Regions from separate parts of the Homo sapiens genome. Here region 1 is linked to region 2. Evidence: chromatin loops called from intact Hi-C (ENCODE). Cell type or tissue: IMR-90. All regions are shown on one strand. Each heading gives the region's core, and the rest is flanking DNA. Links, peaks and the distances in the headings are about the cores only. Region 1 overlaps EMILIN2 (elastin microfibril interfacer 2). Region 2 overlaps SMCHD1 (structural maintenance of chromosomes flexible hinge domain containing 1).

Evidence for each region. Hi-C counts contacts between places; a loop is a spot of excess contacts. Peaks named below come from ENCODE experiments on the same cell type or tissue, not always from the same donor. Only the 100,000 strongest peaks of a DNase experiment are listed, where the experiment ranks them.
Region 1: a loop joins it to region 2, with 2.3 times the contacts of the local background. A loop is called at or near these places in 17 of 110 quality-filtered maps.

What each region holds. Positions count from the first base shown.
Region 1 is chr18:2,898,433-2,905,838 of GRCh38, forward strand. All of the region lies in intron 4 of EMILIN2 (elastin microfibril interfacer 2), which reads left to right. Among named protein-coding and RNA genes, the nearest start is that of EMILIN2, 55 kb to the left of the region's middle. In IMR-90, for the core only: no CTCF peak of the experiment used is centred there; a DNase peak (open chromatin) is centred at 4,749; H3K27me3 peaks cover 952 bases.
Region 2 is chr18:2,802,449-2,810,761 of GRCh38, forward strand. It overlaps SMCHD1 (structural maintenance of chromosomes flexible hinge domain containing 1), which reads left to right. Exons shown (of 48, transcript NM_015295.3): 48 at 80-2,569. The coding sequence ends at 104. Among named protein-coding and RNA genes, the nearest start is that of EMILIN2, 40 kb to the right of the region's middle. In IMR-90, for the core only: no CTCF peak of the experiment used is centred there; a DNase peak (open chromatin) is centred at 4,013; H3K27ac peaks cover 821 bases.

The sequences.
Region 1 (7,406 bases), core at 1,898-6,897, 96 kb after region 2:
TCTCCCGGTAGAGGAAGGAAGGGGTGCTGGTGGCGAGCAGGAAGGGAAGGCAGAGGGACGTAGCTGTGTGCAGGGGACTTCTCTTTCCAGATGTCACGCTTCCAAGTAGAGACAGATGTCTCTTAGATCTCAGCACACTAGAGATAATGGCATCACTTCCTTTTTCTGCTCTCCCACCCCTTTCTGCTCATGTCTCTGAGTAATTTTCATCATAGCGTTTCTTTTAGGAGTGCTGCAGGTTTAAGCGTACTATTTTTATTGAGTTAAGCTATAAGAATGAAAAAGCACAGCCTTGTCAAATAACTATTTAACCAGAAAGCCTGGCCAGGGCACTGCCTGATGCCAACATTCTGACCCCTTTGCCCCAACTCAAAATCAGCTGAGTTTGGGGAGAGTTTAGGCCCAAGGTAGCATGATGGACTTAGAGTTTTATAAACATATAAAGGCTCAATAAATTGCTTATATTCAGGCCATAGGGAACTCCTGACAACTCGCCCCCTTTATCCTGTAGGCACCAGGTTTCTACGATGCCCTTTGGTTCGTGTAAACCGCAGCTGCTCTACTGCATCTTAGCCTTGAACTTAGAGCTGCAGTGTTCGGAGAATGGAGCTTTCCCAGAGCTGCATGCATAAATGCCTCTGGGATCTTTAAAAAAAACAAAAACAAAAAACTCCTCGGCTCACTCAGGAGATCGCTGCTCAGCAGCAGGGATGAGGTGAGGGCCAGGAATTTGTAATTAAATTTATAACTAAAAAAAACCGCTAGCTCTAGTCCTGGAAATTGAAGGCTACCCCAGAGGCAGAGGGATCTACCCACCCCAGGTAAGCTGTGCCCAAAAAGAAAGAGGAGGTGGGGGGGAGGGAGGACACAGAATGAACCACTGACTGACACTGCGCCACCAATAGAAGTCAGCTTTGTGTGAGCCCACTTACGGACTCGATTCTGTTCCAGTTTTTGAGGTCTCTCCTGGTGGCTTACTCATTTAGCTTTATAGTGAGTCTTAAAATCAAGCAGTATAGATCCTCCTATGCGCTTCCATATAAATTTTAGAAACAGCTTGTGAATTTCTTTCTTGCTATTTTATTTTTTTTCAGCGGAGTCTTGCTCTGTCACCCAGGCTGGAGTGCAGTGGCACAATCTCGGCTCACTGCAACCTCTGCCTCCTGGGTTCAAGCAATTCTCCTGCCTCAGCCACCCGAATAGCTGGGATTACAGGCGCCCACCACCACGACCCACTAATTTTGTATTTTTAGTAGAGACAGGGTTTCACCATGTTGGCCAGGCTGGTTTCAAACTCCTGACCTCAGGTGATCCATCCACCTCAGCCTCCCAAAGTGCTGGGATTACAGGCGTGAGCCACCGCGCGCGGCCCAGCTTGTGAATTTCTAAAAAAAATTTAAAAATTCCAAGAGCTGCTGATGCTCAGCTGAGTGAGTGCCTTCTCTGTCGGGGTTCTGTGATAGCAAATTACTTTCCAGCTCAAATGTATTGCCACAGATTTTAGCACACATGACTAAAGCTGTATTTATATTTCAACATCCACGAGTTTGTACTTTGCAGAAATTTAGACGCATTTTCTATATTTAGCCCTATCCCACGAGTTTCACCATTCTTATGTCTGGATTCTTATTATTTTGGTGTCAATATGGTCCCTTCTGCCTTAACAACCAACACAGTGCTCCCTCTTATAAGCTTGAGGGTTTTTTTTTTCATTCAAACCAAATTCAAAAACAGCATTCATTCATTCATTTATTTATTTACTCATTTATTTTTGAGACAGGGTCTTGCTCTGTTGCCCAGGCTGGAGTACAGTGGTGTGATTATATCTCACTACAGCCTTGAACTCCTGGGCTCATGCTATCCTCCTGCGTCAGCCTCCTGAATAGCCAGAACTACAAGCACACATTACCATGCCCAGCTACTTTTTAAAATTTTTTGTCGAGACAGAGTCTGGCTATGTTGAAAGGCTGGTCTTGAACTCTTGGCCTCAAGCAATCCTCCCACTGCAGCCTCCTAATGTACTGGGATTGCAGGCATGAGCCACAGTGCCCAGCTCAAAAGCAGTGTTGAGATGGACATCGACTTGGAGTAGAACTATTCCAGGGAATGCATGTTTGCCTTCTCAGCCCCAGGGATACTTTTACATGCCTACTTGTGAGCCACCTTGGTGGCCTGCCCTCCTGTCCCGCAGGGGAGACCAACTGTTTCTTCGAAAAAGCCCCTTTATCTAAGCTCACCCCGGGCCCATTTAGCACCACAAGCGACAGTTTCTCTGAATTTTCTGATGAGTCCAGCATTTCTCATGCTTCAGTCCGTGATGGTATGGGGTTATTTCCCAGGAACTAGAGCTTTGCCACTCAGCAGAGCAGTCAACTGTGAAAGCATCTTCCATCCATCCGCCTAGCATTCTGTATGTCAGCACTTTGATGCTTTTTTTAAAAAAAAGTCTGAAGTCTTGATCAGCATCTTTAAAATACTTCTCCAGTTTCAGCATTTGGTCAGCAGGTATACCTTCTGGATGGCAGGGAGATCAGATTTCACCTTCACTGGACTTCTGATGAATTACACTTAACATTTGCACAGTGTTTTACAAATAGCGGGGCATTAAAAGGGCACACCCACATCCATTGCTTGGTCTGATTGGCATCAATTTCTGCCTGGATGACAGGAGGGCACTGCAGGTTGAGCCCGTTGCATGGACAAGGTTTCAGTGGCTTTCCCACAGCCGAGTCTCAACCACAGGCTCTAACAGCTAAGGCCAGGCTTTCTCCAACAGCCTCTTCTCTGTGACAAGACACCCCTTAGTTGCCAAGAACAGGGCCAACCCTTTCCCCAGGTCTCCTCCTGCAGCCCAGCTGCTCAGGGCTCTTGCAGAAAGCAGGGCTTCCTGGAGACAGCAGGCAACCCCTGACTCCTGTAATGAGCGAGGGTGTTAGTTCAGGGGGAAGACACTCGTTTTTAGCACATCAGCCCCATGAATTATTGGGGATTTTCTTAGGAAAGTCTTTGTTTTAATAAAAGTTGAAATTGATGTTTGGTTTTGAAATTGACTTTTAATAGGAGCTTTCGAGGAGAGGGAATGGCCTTTAATCCCTACACGTCAGGTTCACCCATGGTGAGGCTGTGACCCTACCCGACCCGTGCGGAGTGTCAGGCAGGCCTGGTGCAGTGTGGCTGGTCTGTCCCTATCATTCCTCAGGAGTTAAAACACATGAGGAGCAACCTTGGCTCTTATGAAGAATTCATTTCAAATGGTCTGTTCTTGAATTAGAAACACATGTTCAGTTCAGAAAGCAGTCGGCTGCTGGAGAGGTCTCTTTCCAGAATGAGCAGAGTGCTATCCAGCCTTTGTTAGGACTTGGTCATAAATGTGTGCGTTCGGCACCCCACGTGATGCTGTGGACTAAGCCAGAGCTAGGAGAGGCCAGGGCTGGGGGCACCCATCCCAGTGAGACGTCGCTTTTTCATGACTGTCTCTGCTATGATGTGGCGGGCTGCTTTGGAGCCTTCAGCCATCCACGGCACTCATGCACGGACTCCCCAAGGAGATCCACTGAGGATATCTGGCTCAAGGAATATCTTAGTTCATTCTTTTTCCTCTGCCTTCCACTAGTGTAACAAGTCTGGGTGTTGAGGGTGTAATGGATATATTAAAATGGATTATAGTAAAAGACAGAATGATCACTGTCCTATAGGTATCAGAACTGCCTTGTTAGGACCCCAGAATGGCAATTATTTTTGGCAAAATTAGGGTTCCCAACTTAATGGCTGGCAGGAATTAGGGTGCATGGCCCATAGCGCCTGTCATAGATAGGTTGAGCCTTCTTTTATTCACCCAATACTTAAATTGTTCAATGTCAGTTACCAGGCCTTGTGCTAGGCCCTGGGGATGGCAGAGAATTAAGATGCTCAAGTACTCATCAGTCAGCCAGAGAGGAAAGGTCTGAACCACAGAAAGAGCCCCCAGAGGTTCATGTTGTTTCCTGGTGCAGAGGCAGGACTGTTCAAGCCTGCTGGGCCAATCCAAGAAGGCTTCATGGAAGAGGTGGTTTTGAACTGCGACTTCAGGAGTGGGTGCCGTTTGTCTCAGTGAGGGTGCTGGAAGAGGCCATTTCAGGGGTGCACATGGTAAAGGCACGAAGCCAGGGAAGTCACATGAGAGCTGGGTACCAGTGAGCATACTGATGGCAGCCAAAGGAGGCGGGGGACTCAGAACGTCAGGCCGGAGAGAGTCAGTTTGATTTTTACGAGAAGTGGAGAACAATGGAAGATTTTTGAGCAAAAAATAATATGATTAGAATGCTTTCTAAGAGCATTCTGGAAAAGGTGTGAATGAAGGATCCAAGCAATATTTCCAAATTAGAATCAGCTGGGCTTAGCAACAAATTTGTGTGTGAAGGAGCAGGAGGGGGAGACCAAAGGAGAAGGAAGAGTGAAACAGGACTCTGTGCCTGGATGAGGGAGAACAAGGGCGGATTTCAGAGGAAAAGGGTGATTTGACGGGTTGGTGAGGACAGGGGAGAAAATAAGGGCCAGTTTGGGTGGCCTGTGCTTTGCCATTTTAAGATGCTTTGCTGACTAACTTATCGAGGGTTGAAGGACAGAGGAAAATTCTGTTTTCCCCTGAGTTTTAGATAGAGAGACATACGCTTGGGCTAAAAGGAAGAAACTAGTGGGGAGGAAGGAAAGAGAGGTTGAGAAGAGAGAGGAGTGATGTCAGATGGAGCTGATCCAAGAAGAGGAGGGAGGGTGGGGCTGGGGCTCAGGCAGAGGCGTGTGCCCTGGGAGGCAGGCCAGCTTCTGAGCCAGGGAGACGGTGTCCAGAGAGGAGGAAAGAAAAGAAAGATGAGGAGTCAACTCAAGTGTGCTTGGATTAGAGGGGAAAGGGCAGAAACAGGCCGTCAGTGTCTTCTACAATTATATTTTATAAAAATAAGTAAAATAACACTAAGAAGCTCATAATGAAAACCAGCTCCCCTGTTCCCTTCCCCATCCTTCTTCCCACGCCCCAGAGGCAGCCACATGTAAATCTTCCAGCTGTTTCTTTTCTTTGGTACTTACCTCCGTATTTCTAAATTGATTTATCAGCTTTAGACATTGTATATTGACCCCCCCTTCCTCCCAATTCCCAACAGAGTTATCCTACAGTCAATATGCAACATCTATGCTATGCTGAGCTCAATAGCTCTCTAAGGTTGTGTTGCTTTCCTTTTTACTTTTCTCTTAATTGGTAGTAGTGTTGCTTATATCCTATGTATCTATTTTGGAGTCTTCCTACCCTTCAACAGCCTCTTAATACAATTTTCTACATCATAAAAAGTATCAGATCATTTGTCAGTTCCATTTTTTTTAAAAATTGACCTCCCTCCTGGAATTCTTGCTCTTTCTGATCTAACCTGGACTGGTTATTTTCTAGACTTTTGCAATAAGGCTTTCAATCTGAGCCTGCCTTCACTACTATCCTAGAAAAGTCTTTAGCCTCTCTCCCCTTTCTTTTACTCTCTGTTGCTTTTTCATGGTTTACTCCCTTGTTTCAGTAGTGCACATTTCCCAATACCTTTTTAAGAAAGGGTGCGTGAGAGATGGCATTTTATAATTTTTTAAATATTGCCTGTCTAAAAATATCTTTATTCTACTCTTGTAATTGATGGGTATTTTTGCTGGGTACAGATTTCAAGGTTGACAATTACATTCTAGCATTGTTTGATGACATTGTTCCCTTCTCTTCTAGTTTCCAATACTGTTGAGAAGCCTGGTGATGCCTTCCTGATTTGCAGTCACTTTTTATATTTTTTCCCTTGAAAGTTTGTAATATCTCCTTTTTATCTTCAGTGTTCTGAATGTGGCTTGGTTTATTCCTCTTATTCAGTAATTGTGCTGGCATCTTTCATTTTCTTCAGTTCTGGGAAGTTGTGTGTTTATTTGATAATTCTCTCCTTACCATCCCATTACCCCTACATACCAGTTTTTCTGATTTCTTTTTTTCTGGAAGGACTTCCTAGGTTGACCCTTTAATTTTCTTATGATTTCCTTCCTATTGATCATCATTTCGTCATCATGTTCTACCTTCTGAAAGATTTCCTTGATTTTTATCTACCAACCCTTTCATGGAAATCTCTGGTTTTGGCAAGTGCCTTTTTAATCAGCAAAGGCTCACCCTTATTCTCTGACTATCCCTTTTGTATAGCAATCAATTCTTGCATCTTGGATGCAGTATCTTCTACTTCTCTGAGGGTAGGATGTGTTTATTTTCTTGCACTGTGTCTGTCTCTTTAGAGTTCCTTTTCTTTAGTTGGTGTGGCTTGCTTTGGTCCCTGTCGTTCACACAGGCGGCTTTCCTCATATGTCAGGTGATTTTGACTTTGGTTCACATTTAATGGGGAGACACTAGATAGAGTTTCACGACTGTGGGCATCATAGGGTCAATTTGAAGAATCCTCCTATATCCAGCTAGAGGTATAAGCAAGTGGCTGGGAGCTTAGCAGAGGATGGGGACTGTGAGCCTCCTTATTCAGGGAGCAGACTTTCGCTTAGTGTTTTTAGACTGGTATCTTACTCCTATCTTCCACTGTAGCTGGTATCTGCATGTTTTTCAATCCCTCTGCCTCAGTTTCTCTGTCTAACCCAGCCTTTCTCAACCAGGGTTCTAAAGAGATGTAAATCCTGATGCCATTCTATTGTATGGCGTGAACTAACTTCTCTGTATCTAGAATGGAATTAGCTCTGTATCATCCTCAGGGAAAACTGAGAGAGTAATCACTCAAATTGTTTTCTCTTGGGCTTCTCTCATGGAACATTGGTCAGGAAAGGCTGTTGGAGAAACTGCCTCTCTCAGGGTGTTCTGGCAACCTGCCTCTGTGGGTGGGGCGGGGGGGGGGCATGTATTTGATCTGCCATATTTATCTTAGTTTTATTTTTTTAATTTTTAGTTGTTATGTGTACAGAGTAGATATATATATATATGGGGTACATGAGGTATTTTGATACAGGCATGCAGTGTATAATAATCGGGGTAATAGGGTATCTATTACCCAAAGCATGTGCCATTTCTTTACAGACATTCCAATTCTACTCTTTTATTTAAAAATGTGCAAAAGATAATTGCTGACTGCAGTCACCCTGTTGTGCTATCAGATACTAGATCTTATTAACTCTGTCTAACTATATTTTTGAACCCATCAACCACCTCCACTGCCCTTCTCCCCAGCTTAGTGAGGCTGGAGTGCAGCGGGCGATCTCGGCTCCCTGCAACCTCCACCTCCTGGGTTCAAGTGATTCTCCTGCCTCAGCCTCCCGAGTAGCTGGGATTACAGGTGCGCTCCACTACCCCGGGCTAATTTTTGTTTTTTTGTTTTTTTTTTTTGGATATTTGGAAGAGATGAGGTTTCGCCATCTTGGTCAGGCTG
Region 2 (8,313 bases), core at 1,499-6,498:
GCATTCAGGTGTGATGAGGGAATTCAGGGAAAGGAAACCTTTGGTACATAAAACTTTTTTTTCTTTCCCCTTTGACCAGGATTATAACCAAAACAGATGTATGAGAGGTGACAGAGAGAAGAGGCCATTGGTCTCAGTAAGAATGCCCTGCTTTCTGCATCTCTGTTTCAGAAGACCAAGAGGGTGACTTACCAGACTGAGTATTTCTGGGGACAATACAAGTACCTGGGCATGAATTTCCATTTCGATTCAGATGGGACTGGAAACAACCATTCAATTTTATGAATCTTACTGGACATTATGGATTTACTGGAATTATTCCAGACATTATGCCCTTTGGTTGTCACTACCTTGCAAATGTGTAAGAGGAAAATGTGCTAATGTGGCAGTGACTGTAAAACTGGCACATGGCATTTATTAATCCTGAAGAAAAGTACATGTACTATTTTTCAGTATAAATATAATGAACATGTCAGAACTATTTCTTGAAAACCTTTTTATTACTTTTGCGTGAATTTATTTAACAAAGATGTTTTGTCTTTTGTGTAAGGGAGGTTCTAGAGGCTAGATGTTTAATTGTAAATATGTGAGGAAACTCAATGCAGAATTCAGGATAAAAATTTTAAAAGCACAGGTATTTGGGAATTGAAATGTTAAGATACCCAGAACAACATTAAATCAATGAGTGAACTTGTGACAGTGGTAGCATTTCAAATTTCAAAAGACTTATCCTGTGTGTGTGTGTGTGTGTATATATATATATATATATAAATATATATATATAAAATATTCAGCAGCACCAAGTTTTATAACTATTGTTTGTTTGACTTTATTAATACTAGAATATGTAGTCTCAGCCTTAATTTTACATTTACATTATTTTGTAATTTTTTATTACTATTTTTAAGGGGTTAAAGAGAACATACATTCTCACATTAGTGTACTTTCTGGTAGAAAGTTGCTGCAAAAACATTTGAAATGTATATTAACCTAATGTATGTCATATATATGTCTTTGTGTAAGTTCAAGACTATTGATCTGTGAAGTTATTTTGTAAGGACATACATTTGGTAAGTAAGTTTGTGTCCCAGGAAATGTATGTGTTTTTAAACCCTTTCTAAATATGCAGGCCATTAATAAATAAGATTGTTTCTTCCCTACTGAATAGATAAGTGTTTTTCTTTTTTAAAATTGGAAGCTTCATAAAAGTTATCTTGTTAAAAAACGATGATGATGTTAACCTATCTATCTTTATAATTGGAAATTATTTAAACTGTTTGTTGTTACAGAAGAAACAAAATGGTAATTACAGAATTAGCTGTGGGGAAGATTGGCTCCCATGGTACTACAGGTTGAGTATCCCTTATTCAAAATGGTTGGGACCTGAAGTGTTTTGGATTTTGGTTTTTTGTGGGGTTTTTAAATTATTATTTTGGAATATTTGCATTATATTTACCAATTTAGCATCCCTAATCCAAAAATCTTTCATTAGAAATTGGAAATGCTTCAATGAGCATTTCCCTTATGTGTCATATCTGCGCTCAAATGTTTTGAATTTTGGAACATTTCTTGTTTCTGACTTTTAGATTAGGGATACTCACCCCGTACCAATATTTGGAGTCCTTAGACATTAGATTATATGAAAATGATTGATTGATAGGTAAGAAAGGTTAAAGAGAAATGACTTTTTAGGAACTAGACTTGAACGTATAATTAATATGTGGAACTAGTTTGCTTTTATAATTCATTGTATCAAGAAGGAGTCATGTTTTAAATCCAAGGCATTGAGACTATCTAGAAGCAAAAAAGTTGGTTTTAAAAATTCTTTTTATTAGAAGTGTGTTTAAAAACATGTCTTTTTTTCCCTTGAGCGACAGTGGCCTCACTACATTGCCCAGGCTAGTCTTGAACTCCTGGGTTCAAGCAGTCTTCCTGCCTTGGCCTCCTAAGTAGCAGGGATTACAGGCATGCACCCACATGCCAATTTTTATTGCTTAAAATGGCGAGTTCTATGGATATTATCTAGCCCCAAGCCCATATCTGTACACTTTTGTTCATTTTATAATACCAGAAAGAATGTTCTATCAGTAAAAGAAGGTTTTTAAGTATGAATCTCCATTTTTGTGGAGTTTTTCTACCCTGTAAAAATTAACTTTGTGGTTCCCAGTAATTACAGTAAGGAGTTTTTCTATATTTTCACAGTTGGATTTATCTAAGGATATTTCTCAGCATATTAAGGAATCCTTTTCTACATTTGAGCAAATACTGAGGTTCATGTTGTACCAAATAATAATAAATTGCTTTTGTGTTTAATATGTAACACGTAAGAACAATTGAAATTTTCTTCTAAGATTTAATACTAGTCTTTTAGTATAAAGGAATGTAACTGGAGAAAAAAATTAATGCTACAGCCATTTATCCTGTGTTATGTGTTATATAATCTGAAATTTGTCACAATGTTACAATCAGGAAGTTTTTTTTCTGGTTTCTTCTTCCAAAGGAAAATAATAGCCTACTTGTATTTTGAAGTAACTGAAATAAAACTCTCTCCAAGCCTTTTTGCACATTACGTTCATCAGTTTTCATGTGTACATTTGGCCAGGCCTATGGTAAAAATAGGCTCAATTTACTTAACATTTTTATAGGGTTTTTGGTATAAGATTCTTTACAGAGACTAAAATTTGTTGCATATATAACATTCAGATTATTTTAAGTGAAATTGGCTCCTATTGTTAAATATTAGTGCTAAGGAAAGTTCAGTCTTCTAAACTGTCTATACTTTGGCTCTGTGACTTGATTACTTTATAGTCATTATGAAATTGATGGGGTTAATTCCATTGTATTTTTAGTATAGAATTTTCAAATAATACATTTTAGTAAAAAAATTGAATGTTTAATTTTCATACTGTGAAACTGGTGAAAAATATTAAAAACAACCATTTAAAACTTCTGGAAATGGTCCTGAGGACAAATGGCAATGAAGAAACATCTATTCAAGAACATTTACAAAAATTCAGTAAGGAAGATGAGAATCTGTGGTAGTTTGAACCAAGACTGACTACTCACTTCCACCTCCAAGCTCAGCAAGCAGACTAACGCAGCCAAAAACGCTGGGTTCCTTATCCCACCATCTCCCAGCCAGAAATTTTTTTCCCGAAAGGAGCGAGACTGTAGTGATTCTTGTCCTGCCTTCAACTGCCTTTTGCTAGCACTAAGTCCTGGGTCAGTGTGGCCAGGTGAGAGCCGTCTTCTCCCCACCAGGCCACAAAACCTTGAACACATGTGCTGAGATTGCTGGGGCCTTGATAACTCTCTGGCTCGTGAAGTAGGATTCTACCCCAGGAAAAGCAAGCCAAGAGGATCTCAGGCTACTGCCCCCTTCCATTGCACTCAGCTTCTAGAGCTAGAATGCCAACTCAAGCTTGCCATTGTCCCCACCTCTAGCTCCAGATCCCTGGCTCAGAGATTTTTGCCTGCAAATGAGGTAGGATGAAAACAAAACAGGTAGCTCTTAATCTCTTTCCAAAGGAACTGACTTTTAAAAAAAGAGCATGAGAAGTTTAAACTAGAGAGCTCGAGACACACAGCAAAAGAAGTGCAACATAGAGTAATTTATTGTAAAGGAGAAAGAATATTTTGAAAGTTAAGTGCAGGATAGACAGTACACCCTGAGAGAAAGGATTCAGGGCAGGCTGCTTTTAAGGGTGAGACTGCAAAGACTACACTAGTGTAAACAATAGAACAGTAAGCCAGCAATTAGTGGAGTTGAACAACAGGGTATATGGTCAAGAGGAAAAAGTGCGCGAGAGTACGCAGGATTTCTGGGGCATACCAAAAGCTGTGCCTCCCTGAGGAAGAACTTGAGAAACAACGCTGTTGGGATTAGGGAAGGATAGACTTCACTAAAATAATCCATCCAGGCACTAAGCTTAAGCAAATAATAATAACCAAACCAGAGGGAGGTGAACTAGTAGAGTAACTACAGTATGTTATTTAAAATGTCCAGTTTCCAACAAAAATGTATGAGGCATGCAAAGAAACAGTGTGACTCATACACTGGAAATAAAGCAGGCAGCAAAAACTGCCTGTGAGAGTGATCAGATGTCAGATTTAACCAAAAATTAAAGTACCCATTATAAATAAATATATTCACAGAACTAAACAAAAGATTAAAGAAGTAAACATTATGACAGTGTCTCATCAAATAAAGAATATCTCCTAAGCAAACTAACAGGAACAGAAAACCAAATACCGCATGTTCTCACTTATAAGGGGGTGTTCAACATTGAGCACACATGGACATAAACATGGGAACAATAGACACTGTGGACTGCTGGGGTGAGGAGGTGGGAGTGGGTTGAAAAACTACCTATTGGGTACTGTGCTCGCTACCTGGGTGCAATATACCCATGTAACAAACCCACACATGTGTACCCCGTATATCTAAAATAAAAGTTGAAATTATGTGTGTGTGTATATATAATTGAGATATATATATATAGAGAGAGAGAGAAATGTTTAAAGAACCATGTGGCAATTCTGGAGTTAGAAAGTGCAATAACTGAAATTTTAAAATTCACCAGGGGGCTTAACAGTAGGTTTGAACTGGCAGAAGAGAGAATAGGTGAATTTGAAGACAGATTGTAGAGATTATGTAAAAACAGAGAGAAAAGGCAATGAAGAAAATAGAGCCTCAGAGAAATGTGGAACACCATTAAGTGCAGCAATGTGCACTTAATGACACAGAAGGTAGGAAAAATATTCAAATACATAATGGCTGAAAACTATTAGAATACAATAATCTATACATCCAGGAAGCTGAACAAATTTCAAGCAGGATGACCACAAAGAGACCAACAGATAGACACATCAAATTCTGAAAGTCAAAGACAAGGAAAAAATCTTGAAAGCAGCAGGAATAAAAGTATAATACACATCTCTTACAAAGACAGCCCCAATAAGATTAACAGCTTCTCAGCAAAAACAATAGAGACCATATGGCAGTGGGTTATCATTTCAAAGTGCTCTAAGGAAAAACAACTATCAATAATTCCATCCCCAGCAAAGCTATTGTCGAAATGAAGGAAAAATACTTTCCTAGATAAACACAATTCATTGCAAGATAAACAATTCATTGCAACTCCAAAGTTGCAAGCAGGCCCACGTCAGAAGAAACACTAAAGGAAATTCTTCAGGTTGAAAATGAAATGACCAGGCTGGGCACGGTGGCTCACGCCTGTAATCCCAGCACTTTGGGAGGTCGAGGCAGGTGGATCACGAGGTCAGGAGTTCAAGACCAGCCTAACCAACATGGTGAAACTCTGTCTGTACTAAAGATACAAAAAATTAGCTGGGCGTGGTGGCGGGCACCTGTAATCCCACCTACTTGGGAGGCTGAGGCAGGAGAATTGCTTGAACCCAGGAGGCAGAGGTTGCAGTGAGCCGAGATCGCACCATTGCACTCTAGCCTGGGTGACAGGGCAAGACTCTGTCTCAGGAAAAAAACAAAAACAAAAAAAACAGAAACAAACAAAAAAAAAAACAAAATGACCTGAAATGGTCATTTAAATCCACACAAAGGGCACCAGAAAAGGTAGTTATGTAATTGACACTATTAATGCATATTTGTTCTTTTTTTCTTAGTTGATTTGAAATGCAGTTGTATAAAATAATATGTATAAAATATATTGTTGGGCCTATAATATATAAAATGTAATCTGTGCATAATATTTTTGCCAATAACATCACTCAAGTGGGTGGGAGCAAAGCTATAATAGGCTATGTATATGAAGACATGGTTAAGTAAAATGTATTGCTGGGTTTGTAGCATTAATTTGTGTGTATATAACATACCACAAAAAGAGGCAAAAGTAAAGAAAGCTATATAAAAGAAACATTTCTATATATTATTGGAATGAAGCTAGTGTAGTAGTCCATTTTCACACTGCTGATAAAGACATACCCAAGACTGGGCAATTTACAGAAGAAAGGTTTAATTGGACTTACAGTTCCACATGGCTGGGGATGCCTCACAATCATGGCAGAAGACAAGGAGGAGCAAGTCCCATCTTACACCGATGGCAGCAGGCAAAGAGAGAATGAGGAAGACACAAGAGTGAAAACCCCTGATAAAACCATCAGATCTCATGAGACTTATTCACTACCACGAGAACAGTATGGGGGAAACTATGCCCATGATTCAATTATCTCCCACCAGGTCCCTCCCACAACATGTGGGAATTATGGGAGTACAATTCAAGATGAGATATGGGTGGGGTCACAAAGTCAAACCATATCATTCCACCCCTGGCTCCTGCCAAGTCTCATGTCCTCACATTTCAAAACCAATTATGCCTTCCCAACAGTCCCCCAAAGTCGTAATTCATTTAAGCATTAACTCAAAGTCCACAGTCCAAAGTCTCATCTGAGACAAGTCAAGTCCCTTCCACCTATGAGCCTGTAAAATCAAAAGCAAGCTAGTTATTTCCTAAATACAATGGGGATACAGACATTGGGTAAATACAACCATTCCAAATGGGAAAAAAAAGCTAAAACAAAAGGGCTGGCTGGGCATGGTGGCTCACGCATGTAATCCCAGCACTTTGGGAGGCTGAGATGGGCAGATCATGAGGTCAGGAGTTCAAGACCAGCCTGGCCAATATGGTGAAACCCCATCTCTACTAAAAAATACAAAAATTAGCCGGGCATGGTGGCGTGCACCTGTAGTCCCAGCTATTTGGGAGGCTGAGGCAGGAGAATCACTTGAACCCAGGAGGCAGAGGTTGTAGTGAGCCAAGATCATGCCACTGCACTCCAGCCTGGTCAACAGAGTGAGACTCCATCTCAAAAAAAAAAAAAAAAGTGGGGGTGGGGGTAGGGGCTTATAGGGTGCATGCAAGTCTGAAATCCAGCAAGGCAGTCAAATCTTAAAGCTCCAAAATGATCTTCTTTGACTCCATGTCTCACATGCAGGTCACACTGATACAAAAGGTGGGTTCCCATGGTCTTGGGTAGCTCTGCCCTTGTGGCTTTGCAGGGTACAGCCTCCCTCCCAGCTGCTTTCACAGGCTGACATTGACTATCTGTAGCTTTTCCAGGAGCATGGTACAAGCTGTCAGTGGATCTACCATTCTGGGGTCTGAAGGATGCTAGCCCTCTTCTCACAGGTCCACTAGGCAGGGCCCCAGTAGGGACTCTGTGCAGGGGCTCCAACCCCACATTTCCATTCTGCACTGCCCTAGCAGAGGTTCTGCATGAGAGCCCTGCCCCTGCAGCAAACTTTTGCCTGGGTATCCAGGCGTTTCCGTACATCTGAAATCTAGGCAGAGGTTCCCAAACCTCCATTCTTGACTTCTGTGCATGCACAAGTGCAACACCATGTAGAAATTGCCAAGGCTTGGGGCTTGTACCATCTGAAGCCACAGCCCGAGCTCTATGTTGTTTCCATTCAGCCATGGCTGGAGTGACTGGGACACAGGGCACCAAGTCCCTAGGCTGCACACAGCTTGGGGACCCTTGGCCCGGCCCATGAAACCACTTTTTCCTCCTAGGCCTCCGGGCCTGTTATGGGATGGGCTGCCATGAAGACTTCTGACATGCCCTGGAGACATTTTCCCCATTGTCTTGGAGATTAACATTGGGATCCTCATTACTTATGCAAATTTCTAGAGCCAGCTTGAATTTCTCCTCAGAAAATGGAATTTTCTTTTCTATCGCATTGTCAGGCTGCAAGTTTTTCAAACTTTTATGCTGTTTACCTTTTAAAACTGAATGCTTTTAACAGCATCAAAGTCACCTCTTGAATGCTTTGCTGCTTAGAAATTTCTTCTGCCAGATACCCTACATCATCTCTCTCAAGTTCAAAATTCCACAAATCTCTAGGGCAGGGGCAAAATGCTGCCAGTCTCTTTGCTAAAACATAACAAGAGTCATCTTTGCTCCAGTTCCCAATAAGTTCATCTCCATCTGAGACCATCTCAGCCTGGACCTAATTGTCCATACTGCTATCAGCATTTTGGGCAAAGCCATTCAACAAGTTTCTAGGAAGTTCCAAACTTTTCCACATTTTCCTGTGTCTTCTTCTGAGCCCTCCAAACTGTTCCAACCTCTGCCTGTTTGGAACCCAGTTCCAAAGTCACTTCCACATCTTCGGGTATCTTTTCAGCAATGCCCCACTTCCAGTATCAATTTACCATATTAGTCTGTTTTCACACTGCTGATAAAGACATACCTGAGACTGGGCAATTTACAAAAGAAAGAGGTTTAATTGGACTTACAGTTCCATATGGCTGGGGAAGCCTCACAATCATAGCA